Linked DNA regions of Homo sapiens: region 1 is linked to region 2. Evidence: chromatin contacts called from ENCODE Hi-C or POLR2A ChIA-PET data. All regions are on one chromosome and are shown on one strand. The core of a region is the stretch at or near the end of the contact, and the rest is flanking DNA. Distances in the headings are between cores, read along the strand shown.

Region 1 (6,462 bases), core at 388-2,887, 4.8 Mb before region 2:
TTACCCCAAGATAATGCACTTCACTGAGAGCTCTAACTTGCTAGTTCTCTTCTTTCAGTTTTGCTGCTCCCTGCTAACTAAATGAATACCATTCTCCCTATCCTCTAGGAACCCTCCTAGACTTCCTTCAGATCTTCCTCCACCCTTTCTTGTTTGGTCATTCCTGGTCTCCCCAGTGCCAGAGTCACAGGACTTGTTCCAGCTGCTCCTGACCAACTCAACTGATAAGCCTTTGTTGAGGGCATGCCCAGAGCTCCATGCCTCTTGGTTGGTCTTGACGACCAGCCTCATCTTACCATGAGCCTAGGAGTTCCAGCAGGGCAGGATTTGTGCTCCTCCCTCTGGATCTCCCCTCAGTGCCCAATACAATGGGCAGCACACACAGGGGAAGGTGTGCGACTCGCTGATTCTGCTTCTTAGGAGTCAGGAGGGAACTAGGGAAAGAAACTGAAGCAGAGACAGAATTCCAGGCCCACACTTTGTAATTTTCCTTTAAAAATCTCAAAGGACACGTGTGTCTCTCTCTGTGTGTGTGTGTGTGTGTGTGTGTGTGTGTGTGTGTGATGTATAGATGGGAGAGAAGTATGATGGTATGAGGTTCTAGGAGTCTGGTTCCTGCCTTGGTGCAGGAGTCTTGGGGGAGCTGGACTCCTAGATCCACTGCAGCCCCCAAGAGGACACAGTCCCATGACTCTGCAGCCCTAAGAGGGCAGCCATACTGCTGAGGCAGGACTAATGCGGGTTGACGTGTCCCTTAGGTTTTAATTTGCTCAGTCCAGTGTGCCAGTCCACATGGTTTCCTTTGTTCTGCAGTTCAGTCCAATCCCGGTCCTCCCTTCTTGTACACACTCAGCAGCACTTCTTGCAATCAGAGCCTAGTGCATTTGTTAGGTTGAACCATTTACAATTTCTGATATTCAATTTTGGGGGGCCTATAAAGTCTGTGACCTTGGTTTTTCTCTCCTCAAAACCCTTTAAGAAAGCTCCAGGCTAGGGAGAGGAGCAGATTGAGGAAAGGCAGAAGGGAAGAGCTAATAGACTAAGTCCCATGTGCCAAGCATGTTACATTCGTTATCACAGCGCTAATTCCCACAACATGAAGCACCTAAAATTATTTCCTACATTTTACAGCTGAGCAAGCCCAGGTTAAGACTCACATGGTGAGGCCCAGGGCTGGGATTCAAACTTAGCCACAGACCCACCGCCACCTAGAACCAGGGAAGTCCCGGCAGAGCCGGAGGGCCAGCAAGCAGTGTCTGCAGCTTCGCAAAAAAGGGAGAGAAGGACACGAGCCAAATTCGACTTCGCTGGTTGGATCGGTCCAGAAGAGCCCCAATTAGTAGGGTGCGGGAGCAATGCCCAACCTGAAACCCGAGGGTAGACGGCCCAAAGGAAGAACCCAGGCAGAAAGAGACAGAGGGTGGAGAGAGGCCTGGAAGGCGGCGGCGGCGGCGGCAGCGGGCAGAGAGGGGCGAGCGGAGGGGACCTTGGAGGGGAGCCCAAGGGGGTGTAGGCAGCGCCAGCGGGCAGCGAGGAGCCCGGCTGCAGAGTCTACCACGCTCGGCATCCGGGGCGGGCGGTGCGGGGCGGAGAAAGTCCAGGAGAAAGTCTGACAACCACGGGGAGAGGGGGAGGGAGAGACCCTGTGGAAGAGAGACGGAGACTGCGGCAAAAAGAGGAAAGGAGGGTTACGGGCACCGAGGGGGAGCTGGAGTCAGCCGCAAGGAGAGAGGGAGCGGGGGAGGAAAAGAGGCGGGAGAGAGACCCTAAAAAGCAAGCTAGACTCTCCAGCCGGCCGCTCTGGTGTGGGGAGGGAGCGTCATCTCAAGGACACTGAAAAAGGCAGGTGGATGGTGCAGAAATGCGGAAGCCGCGGCCCCGGGCGGGCGGGAACCGGCCCGCTGCCCTCGCCCCGGGACGCCCCCGCTCCGCACCCTGCAGGCCCGGATCGCACCCGCACGCACCCCCGACCCCACTCCCGGCCCAGCCAGTGCTCGGCGCTGGCATGAAATTGGCTGCAGCCGTAATGAGTCCGCGCCGCGCGGAGGAGGCTGAGGGCCCACCAGGGAGTCCTGCGCGCCTCGTTTAGCTTGTTTATTGTTCAGGCCTAATTAAAACGTTCCACCGCGCTGCGTTTACATCCGCCCCCCACTAATGAATTCGCGGCCGCCGGGCGATTTCGGAAACTGCCGCGGCCGGAAGGGGGGTGGGAGGCGACAGGGCTGGGGAAAGAGTGAAGGAGAGGACACCCACGCACACCCCTTCCCACTGCCAAAGGAGCCATTAGATCTCTGGCGATTGGCTCCGAGGTCCGAGTGAGCGCCCCGAGCCCCAGCGCCCCCAACCCCTGCAGGCGTTGGGAGGTGCGGAAGGCCGGGCCGCAGGGCTCAGAGGAGGGGCGGCGGGAGGGAGGCCAGGAGAGAGTGTGTGTGTGTGTCCTGTGCGTGCGGAGGCCTGTGGGCCAGGAGGGTATTGCGCGTGGGCACACCTGCTCCGTGAAGCGTGTCCGCGGAGCAGCCTGTGTGCGCAGGAGTGAGTGTGTGCGTGTGTGTGTGTGTGAGTGTCCGTCCCTTTGGCTGCTCATGTGCCTTTCTCCTCCACAGGGACAGTCTGCGCGGGGCTTACAATGTTCTTGTTTCTCCCGCCGTAGCTGTTTGCCGTTTTGCTGTTTGCCTCCTTGTCACGACCTCAGCGACGGCAGATGGAGCCAGTGGAGGGAGAGAGACAGACGGCAATGCTTGGGTAGCCAGGGCTCCCTGCCGGCCCCACTCCTCCTGCAGACACGAGCACGCACACACACACGCGCGCAAAACACACACGCTGCCCTTCGCCACACGTAGCCAAGTAAAATACACAAAAAGCAACTGAGATACCATTCGCACATGACCACATGGAAACACACAAATGAACAAACGCATTCAGGCATAGCCACATGCCAGTCACACAGATGGATAGACAAGAGCCTGGGGTACAAAGCCACATGGCACAAAGCCACCTGGATGTATATGCCCCTACACACGCACACAGAAAAAAACATGCAAACTTAAGTACACACCTATCCAGACAAGTGTGAGTGCACACACACACACACTCACACACTCTACCTGACACGTTAGTGCATCCCCATTGGGCCCCAGTTTCTCTCAGCAAATTCAGATCACCCAGCCTGACTTCAAAACCTGCCCCCTTCCATTCCCCTTCATGCTGGTTCCTGAATCCAGCTCGTTGCTCCAGGCTAGCAAAGCTGTCCACAGCCTCATTTGTGGTTTGCTCACCTGCCTCAGCACCATCAGCCAGAGGTACTCCTGCTCTTCTCCTAATCTATTGCATGCCCTGTTGGGTTTCTCTTTGCACACCTCTCTAACTCCCCCACTCCTAGCAGCCTTCCCTGATGAACTAACTGGCTTGGATTCTGAATTTGCCCTAGTCATTTGCACTTGTTGATCTTTGCTGTGGTGAATGTCAACGGGGTAACTTTGCACCTATAAACATAATGTTGGCAGGGAGGATGACTGTAAGATCCCCAAGGCCAGCACCACTGTGCCCAAGATCATCAGATGCCAGGCCTCATCCCTCCAGTGCCAGGTTGTGAATGCTCCTGGGAACATTACTGCCCAGTTTTAATAGACAGAAAAATGAAACTGGCCCTCAAGCAGCCACTGGAAGATCTCCTTCTGTCATATCTTGCAAGGTTCCCCTTCAGGATTGCCTTTCAGAGCCACTTTGGAGGAGGGCACACCCTCCTCTATGTCTTCCCATTTTCACCTTCTTTTTAACTGGAAATACTGCTCCCCAGCTGGGTCCTCACCTGACTCTCCAGCCTTGATTGCTAACACTTAGGCTGTTTTCAAAAATTAGATCTACCCCTAAAGGATACAAATTTGCCTCTGGTGCAGATGCTCAGAGCTATACTGCAGGCTCTAAAGGTGATCCCCAAAGAGAAATTGCCAGGAATGACCCAGGCACCTGCAGCAGTTGCTGAAACCTGCTATGTTAAAGGAGATAGCATGCATTGGAATAGGTTCTTTGTACTTAAAGAAAATGACAGGGTCACCCTAAAAAAAAAGAAAGAAAGAAAAACTCATTGATTGCCTCCCCAACTCACTGCAGGGTTGTTTCATCAGGTAAACATGATGCTGGGTTGATTCCAGCCCAGCATCTCCAGGTAGATAGGTGCCCTGCCTGCCTTCCCTCCCCATTTCCCCTTAGTCTGCCTCCCTCTCAACAGCCCCCTCTCTCTCCGTGCCCCTCTCGCCCTCCTGCAGTTAGAGGCACTCTCTGCTCCCTGTCTTTTATATATATATATACACACACACACACACACTTCTTGCCTCCATCATATTTCTTTCTCCACCTCTGTCTTTCTCTGACTGTCCTCTGCCAATTTCTCTACTCCCTTTTTCAATATCATTTTCTCTCCCCTTGATCTCTGCTGGGGCTCTGCCATTCTTTTTCTTTCTCAGTCTTTCTCTAACTTCCATCTTTCTTCTGTTCTCTCCCCTACACCCCACCATAACTGCTCCAAGCTGTCCATGCAGAGGGAGGGTGTGTGGCTGTCTGGTTCAGCACCAGACAACTCTGGCATTTTGAAGAGCTTGGAATTGCCAGGTTCCTGCTCACACACACACACAACACACACACACCCATACACACTCACACATATAGGCCTCCCCGCCCACCTGAGTCCCAGGCCCTGGAAGGCCAGCAGAGCCCTCAACCCAGAATCCCCATCTCACCCCCTGCAACCTCTACCTGACCCTTCTTACTGCCTCCCCACCATCACTCTCATTTCCTTTCTCCTTGGAAACCCATCTTCTCCCTCCCCTTCTCTGCTTCTCTCAGTCTACTGATACATTCTGGTATATTATCGGCCCTGGCCCTGGCCCTGGTCCTGGCCCTGGGTCAGTGTGCCTTTGGCTCGGGGTACATGGCTTTCAGTTTCTCCCTGGGCCTGGGACCTTCTCATGCCTCTGTGTCCGTGACTGCTCTGCTATGGCTGGTTTCTGGGTGGCTCTGGCCTTGTGTGAGTCTTCGATCTTTCTGTCTGCTCTCTGGATGCTCCTCTGTCTTGGCTCTGTCCTGTCTCTAGGTCTGTCTCTCCTCTGTCTTTCCCTTTCCACTCGGCAGTGTCTCTGTTCCCTCTGTCCGTCTCTCTTCATCTCCAGAGTGCTGGGACCCACTCTGCCTTATGGGTCCCACTCTGTCCATCTTGGCTTCAATTTACTGGGTCTTTCTGTCCCTGTCTGTGTGTCCGTCATCTCCCCCCTTCTCTGCCTCTTTTCCTGCCCCGCAGTGTTGGGGATGGAGTTGGGGGGGCGCTGGCGCGGAGGGCTTGGAGAGGGAAGAGGGCGGGCGGCCCTTTGTGTGGAAGATTGACGGCCCGCGGTGCAGCCTCCGCAGCGCTGATTAGGATGCAGCGCGGTCTCTGACTGCAGCATTCTCCTCCTCATCGAACATTCTCCACACTCCAAATGGAGATCCCCTCCCTGCCTGCTCCCCTGGCCTCTCGGGATAGTATGGCTTACCACTGCCCCCAACCCAGTTCCTCCACTGGGAGCCACTGGAAATTCTGGGAGGGCACCCAAGGGCCCCCTCTCCCACCCAGATATCTACATGTCTTGTACATTCTAAGAGAAAAGGAATGAGGAGAGGTGGGAAGCCGACTGGAGGAGCTTTACTGGAAGGGGGTGTGGGAAGGTCACAAACTGCTTGGGAGAGTTGTCTCCACATCCCCAGCCCGGCAGCACCTTGCACCCCTCAGACACACATGGAGCAACAAGTGCAGGGAGATGTGGCAGGTCTCAAAACACAGGAAGGGGAGCAGGAAATAGGTGGAGTGCGTCTTTTATCCCCTCATAGCACCTGTAGACCTACCCTGTACATAGTAAGTCCCCAGTAAAATGGTCAGCTCCTATTTTATCAGTTCTCCCCAAATCAGTGCCTAAATCAGTGGAACTCAATTCCTTTTAATATGCCTCCCGACCCACCACCCCCAGTAACTCAGTATCTGGCCCCTGGACAATATCCCCAGCTACACCTGCCAAGCATCCCAGTAATCATCAAATCTCAGCTCCAAATCCCAGTCATTCCAACCACGACTTATCCAGCATCTGCCTTGTGTCCCTGCCCCTTCCTCTTCCTCTTCCTCTCCCTCCCTTGCCCACCCCCACGGAGCTTGGCCCACTGGGTTTCTCCCCCAAAGACAGGCAATCACTAATGAGCATTGAGTGCAGGGAGGGGAGGGCCAAGGGCAGCCTGGTGGGTGGGAGGGGATTCCAAAGCTAGCAAATAACGAGCCCTGTCAGCATCTGTCAAATATGCCATCTCCCTCCATCATGCCTGCCTCCTGCCTCCTGGCTCCTGCCAATCCATCTCCCTGCCGACACTGACGGACTGCGCTCAGGTGCAACTTCCAAGAAGCCCAGAAGCACAATGCCTGGTCTGCTCCAGATCCATTTTCTC
Region 2 (5,728 bases), core at 411-2,910:
TATAATTCCTTGTTATAAACAGGTTCCTTGTCATCCATCTCATCCCTTACCATCTTAAATTAAGGTCCCCTTAGCTTGACATTCTAGGGTCATGTTATCAGGTTAACATAAGAGAGAGAACAGACTGGGTTAAGGGACTGTAAGTGCATACACCAGGGATTGATGAGGACAAGGAGATCGACATATATGGCACCTACCAGCTTTTTTTTTTTTTTTCTTTGAGACAAAGTCTTACTCTGTCGCCCAGGCTGGAGTGCAGTGGTACGATCTTGGCTCACTGCAACTTCCGCCTCCCAGGTTCAAGCGATTCTCTGGCCTCAGTTCAAGTAGCTGGGATTACAGGTATGTGCCACCATGCCCGGCTAATTTTTGTATTTTCTGGTAGAGACAGGGTTTCACCATATTGGCCAGGATGGTCTCAAACTCCTGACCTTAAGTGATCTGCCCACTTCAGCCTGCCAAAGTGCTGGGATTACAAGTGTGAACACAGGGCCTGGCCCCAGCTTAGTTCTTCTTGGAAGCAAGGAAACAAACAAACAAAATCAACCAAGGCAATAAATTCATAAGAGCAACAATTTGGGCTCAAGCCTTAGGGAAGAGCCATGTGTTCATTCCCTTATACTGCTGTAAATGAGGAGAGAGGGCACTTAGAGAACCTTCTATTGGCCGGGCGCGGTGGCTCACGCCTGTAATCCCAGCTACTCAGGAGGCTGAGGCAGGAGAATCGCTTGAACCCGGGAGGCAGAGGTTGCAGTGAGCCAAGATGGTGCCATTGCACTCCAGCCTGGGCGACAGAGTGAGACTCTTGTCTCAAAAAAAAAAAAAAAAAAAGGAACCTTCTGTTCTTAGCATTACTAGTGCCCTTCTATCACAGCTATTTTTGTTTCAAGGCAGTTCTGCATGTCTAGACCAGGTGCAAAACGGAGTGTGAGGGAAGTAGGAGTGGGTAGGAAGCAAGAAATATGGGTGCAAAGTCCTTCACCTTTCCTTGGGATACTAAAATCCCTACTCATCTAGGCACACTTCCTCAAACCACACTTCTGAATATTAGGTTTCCACTCTCCGTCTTTCAAGTTCCAACTTAACTGGCTCAGAGTCCAGCTGTTTTCCTTTAGCCTCTTAAGTTCATCACTCTCCTTCCTCTTCCTTATGGGAAAGGATCTCTTGATTCAGACCCCACAGTAATCTAGTCTCAGGAATAGTGAGCAACAACAATGGTGCGGTGAGGGCTTTCAGGGGATGGCAGCTAGCCCAGATTAAGAAATAAAGATGAAGTCTGGCTGGGTAAGGCATGCCACAGCAACGACTGTTCACCCATATCCCGATGCTGGCTTTGCCCAAGGAGCCCCTGGGCCCCGCAGCCCAGCCCGTCTCCTACGCAGCCAACTTGCCGCCTCAGTCCTTAAATTCCAGGCACAACCCTGGAGCTTGGGATTGTCACCTCAGTCCTCACTGTCTCATCCCCATTCACGGCTCCCGCCTCCGCCGCCCACAGCCCCCACACCTGCCCCCGCCCTGACTCCAGCTCCAGCGCCCGGCCGCCGGTGCTGCAGCCGCTGCCATGGTGATGGGTCTCGCGAGAACTGCCGCTAGCTACCGCGCAGCTATCGCGCGATCGGGGAGGTGGGAAGTATCCCGGGCTGGGGGTGGGGGTACGCCGCACAGCTCCAGTCGCCGTCGCGGCTTCCGGTGCTAGGTGGAGGGAAGGAAGGAGGGAGCCGGGGAGTGGGCCAGGGCAGCAGCCGGGCTGAAGTCGGCTTGGGGAGCCAGAGGGAGCGGAGCGGAACCTGCGGGGCAGAGGCGGCGGCCGCAGCGGCGCAGCTGATAGCAGGAACAGGTGAGAGGCTGGGAAGGGAAGGCGGGTCCCGGTAGAGAAGAGGCTCGGTCAGGGTGAGGGCTGAGGAGATAGAGCGCCTCCCGGGCCCCGCCCGGCACTGCTTGGCGTGGGGCGGTGGGATTCTTCCCACCCGAGAGCTCAGAGAGGGTGCGTCGGGCCAGCTTCACGCCTGCCCCCGCATTTGAAGGACGCAGAGCTGGGGTGGGGGTGGGGGGCGCACACGGATTTGTCCTCCGCCTCGCTCAAGGGGGCGACCTGGGCTGCAGTTAGGTTGTCGCCTGCAGGAGGTGTGCTGTTGAGGGAGAGGAAAACCGTCCGAGGAGAGGTGATGAGGGGGCGGTGATGGCTGTTTGTATCTTTTCTGTTAAAGGGCTAGGGAATGCTGCTTTCTTCTACTCCCTCTCCCTCCCCCACCTTAGCAATAGGAGACGGGAGAGAAGCCTTGCTGTGGTTACACCCCCTCCCCCATCATAGGGCAGGGGTGCGTAGGGGGGTTGGGGGTTAGCCAACAGGGCAGGCTGCTGGGGCACCACATGGGCGCTATTGTGGTAGAGGTTGCGCTTTCGAGTCTAGGGAACCGCAGGTTGGGAAGAGGGCAGCAAGTGGGGAGAGGGTGGAGAGGAGGCAGGAGAAGGAGGAGGGGGATCTGATCTTCCTGGGAGAAGAGAGGTGGGGCCTTCCTCCCCAGGCGGAGCGGGGGCGGTCTCACAGGAGGAGGGAGCATCTTGTCACTGGCCCTCAGTTTGTGTCTTCCAATCCGCTTTCTTTCTTTAGGAAGTACCAGGATTCCCGGAACAGAAAATGGAGCCATTGCTTACGCGAATCGTTTGAGGGAAGGGGCGGGAGTTGGGGAGGTGGAGTTCCCTGTTAAAACGGGCCACTTGATTAGCAAAGTGGTAGCTGTTATTTTGGGGGAATTCCCGTCTTGATTGCATTAAGGCGGGTCTCCATCTTTCCAGGCCAGGAGGAATGTGGTGGTGGAGGTGGAGGATTGTGGTATGTGGTCAGGAGTGAGAAGAAATAGTAAGGCCGTCCCGGTGAGGGAGAAATGTAACCTAAAACCTGTCTCTGCTGTTGTTGGATTGGGTCACCCCTGGTCTATGGCATGAAAGTTTTATTGGGAGGAGATCTGCTGCAAGAGTCTGATTGCTTGGGTCAGTGCAACAGGACAGAATCTAGTCGCTGCATACCTCCTTCCCTGTCCTCAATCAGGTAGGTAGTAACAGTCTTTGCTGCTATTTTGTCTTGGGCTTGTTGTTGGGGTAGGTGTTTCCACTTGCCGTGACTTGGGACATGGGACAGTGTTATGGGACAGTGGATTATCATAGCCCATTGGACTTGAGTTTGAAAAACATGTCTGTAAAAGTTCATTCTAAGAAAGAAACTAATCCATTAAGGTTCAGCTTTTCACCGAATGAATGATTGACCTTGGATTCAGCCAGGAAAGGCTCCCATGTATCACATATTCACATGCGTCCTGTTTCCCAGCATAGAATTATTACCTTGCATAGTTAGAATTTTTATAGTTGTCTATCTTGCTTTTCCAAAGAGACTAGACGCTTTTCGACTGCAGGAACTGGATTTCGTCTCCTCTTCCACAATGCCCATGCAAACAGTAGGTACCCATGATGAATTTAGAATGTAAATAGATAGAACTCAACAAGCTTTCTAACTGTAGTTTAAGGAAAGGGCAAGAGATGGCTTGGCTGTCAGCAGAAGTGCCTGGAAATAGCTTAGCAAGGGTACAAAGACCCTTAGCCTTTGTAATTAAGAAGTTTTTGTGTCTCTGCCTTCCTAAGAGGCACAGAATAGGCATAGATAATGGAAACTTAAGACCCAAAAAGAAAAATATTACTAGAACACAGAGTCATTATCTGCAGTCCCAGATTTCCTGCTTCCCCATTGTGGGCAAAGGGGTCTCTCCATCAGACCTAAGTCTTTCAAAGTGTTATATATGAATTGGGATCCTGGAGAGTTTGGAGGAGGGACCAATATATGTATATGTGTGGTGTCAGGTACAGAATTGGTACCAGTGAATGGTAGCTGCTATTATTATACTGAATGCAAGTATAAAGGAGAGCAGACTGGAAAGAGTGGAAGTGAGTGAAATACTAAGTGCACAAAGAGTCATATTGTAGTGTGTGTTCACCCTACTCTTTTACACTAGAGTCATAATAAGAGGAAGTGGACTCAGGATAGAGGGTGGGATTTATTGGTTAGAAGGAGGAACTTCTTTAAAACCAGGTTGGTTAAAGTTGAGTATGTAACTGAAGGAAATTGTAGAATCTGCTTCCCTATATACCTTTATTTTTATCCACCCAGGCTGGAGGGCAGTGGTGTGATCATAACTCACTGCAGCCTCGAGCTGGCCTCAAGCCATCCTGTACTTCAGCTTCTCAAGTAGCTGGGACCACATGCGTGTGCCACCATGCCCAGCGAATTTTTTTTTTTACTTTTTGTAGAGATCTCACTGTGTTGCTAGGGCTGGTCTCAAACTCCTGGCTCCAATATATCCTCCCACCTTGGCCTCCCAAAGTGCTGAGATTACAGGCATGAACCACCATGCCTGAACTCTCCTCACCATTTTTGTTGAGGTAAATTTAGAGGCAGAATGGTATAGTAATTAAGAGTGGATCTTGGAATCAGACAAAATTAGATTCAAATCCTGCTTCTGCTAATTACCAGTTGCATGTTTCTTGTAAAATTGCTTGTCTTCTCTCTTTATTTTCTTCATCTGTAAAGAAGGTAATGACATATGGTTTTCAAGAGAATTATTATTTTTTTGGTTGTCAGTAGAATTAAATGAGATAAATGTAAAGCACCTGGTATTGTACAAAGCATATAGTAAGTACCAAATAACTGTTAGCTGCTATTAATAATCCATTATCATAATCCTAATAATATGAACACTCAGGGCTGCCTTAGAGGAAAAGAGGTTTACAGAAGAACAACTTGCTGCCTGAGGTGCTTGTGTAGAGGGATGATTGTTACCATGAGTTTCTGTGCTGGTCGTAGGCTTATGAGCAGCGAAATCTTTTTTCAGCTTCAGCATCAGCATCGCAGAGACAGCTCCTGCTGCCTGAGTGGGAGGTGAAGCTGGAGCAAGGCAGGGGCCCTGAACCATCAATTTGGATGTAGGGTGAAGATATGGGGGCACAAGAATAGTATTCATATTAGAAAAGTCAGTGTGACTCTGAGATAATGGTTCACTCTTCCAGAAAAGAGCACCCTGATGACCTAGGTCAGGGATTTAGATTCCTAGATGCCCTTATTTTAGGTCTCAGTCAGTATATGGGGATCTTCATTTAGTCCACTCTTTTCATTTAGTCCAATCTTAATAAAAAATGTCTGCTTTTGAGTATCTGTTTCAGAATATCATGGCCTAGAAATTGTGATATCTGTAGAATTATCTGTCTACCGTACCTTCTTCACTTGAACATCTGTTGCAAATATAGATAGAGTGCTAATAAAACTATTTGATAATGAAAAGACATGAGGAGCGTTTGGAAAGGGTCCCACAGATGTTTGAAGGTTTCATATTATAGTCTGGTAAAGAACTGACTAAAGTAGGGATTTCATGAATGTGTTAGAGCTTTACCATGGACTTATGCAAAGGATCTGCCACACCATGTGGACCAGAAAGGAAATGGCTCAGAATGTTAGAGATCCACCATTATTACCATATTCCTGAAGAAAGTTGAGATGACTGGGTGTGGCAGGTCTCTTGGTACCTTTTAGTTCTCCCATTACTGCTGAAAGCCTGGCATAATCCTTCCTTTATTAGCTTATGCACAGGAGTGTCAAGCGTGAATGCTTAAACTTCAGCATGAGCTTAAGATGTAGGAGAGCATTTGCTCTCTGTTGCAATGGTTTATGTCCTTTTTTTAAAAA

The links. A loop is a pair of places that touch in the nucleus more often than their neighbours do. ChIA-PET counts read pairs that join two places held with the same protein, here RNA polymerase II (POLR2A). Pooled maps may share reads with other maps.
Region 1: a pooled map shows a loop between it and region 2 (4-fold over the local background). The contact joins the promoter of CISTR here to the promoter of ARF3 in region 2. A Hi-C loop is called at or near these places in 1 of 50 pooled maps. POLR2A ChIA-PET finds 5 or more read pairs at or near these places in 2 of 52 experiments (AG04449 and CD8-positive, alpha-beta memory T cell).

What each region holds. Positions count from the first base shown.
Region 1 is chr12:53,747,154-53,753,615 of GRCh38, reverse strand. It overlaps CISTR (chondrogenesis-associated transcript), which reads left to right and starts at 1,637. Exons shown (of 3, transcript NR_186108.1): 1 at 1,637-1,842; 2 at 2,651-3,299. All of the region lies in intron 1 of LOC105378250 (a long non-coding RNA gene), which reads right to left. RefSeq lists a silencer at 1,788-2,057 and enhancers at 2,674-3,262, 4,823-5,350, 5,351-5,879.
Region 2 is chr12:48,953,419-48,959,146 of GRCh38, reverse strand. It overlaps ARF3 (ARF GTPase 3), which reads left to right and starts at 1,660. Exons shown (of 5, transcript NM_001659.3): 1 at 1,660-1,837. RefSeq lists enhancers at 2,333-2,412, 2,468-3,463.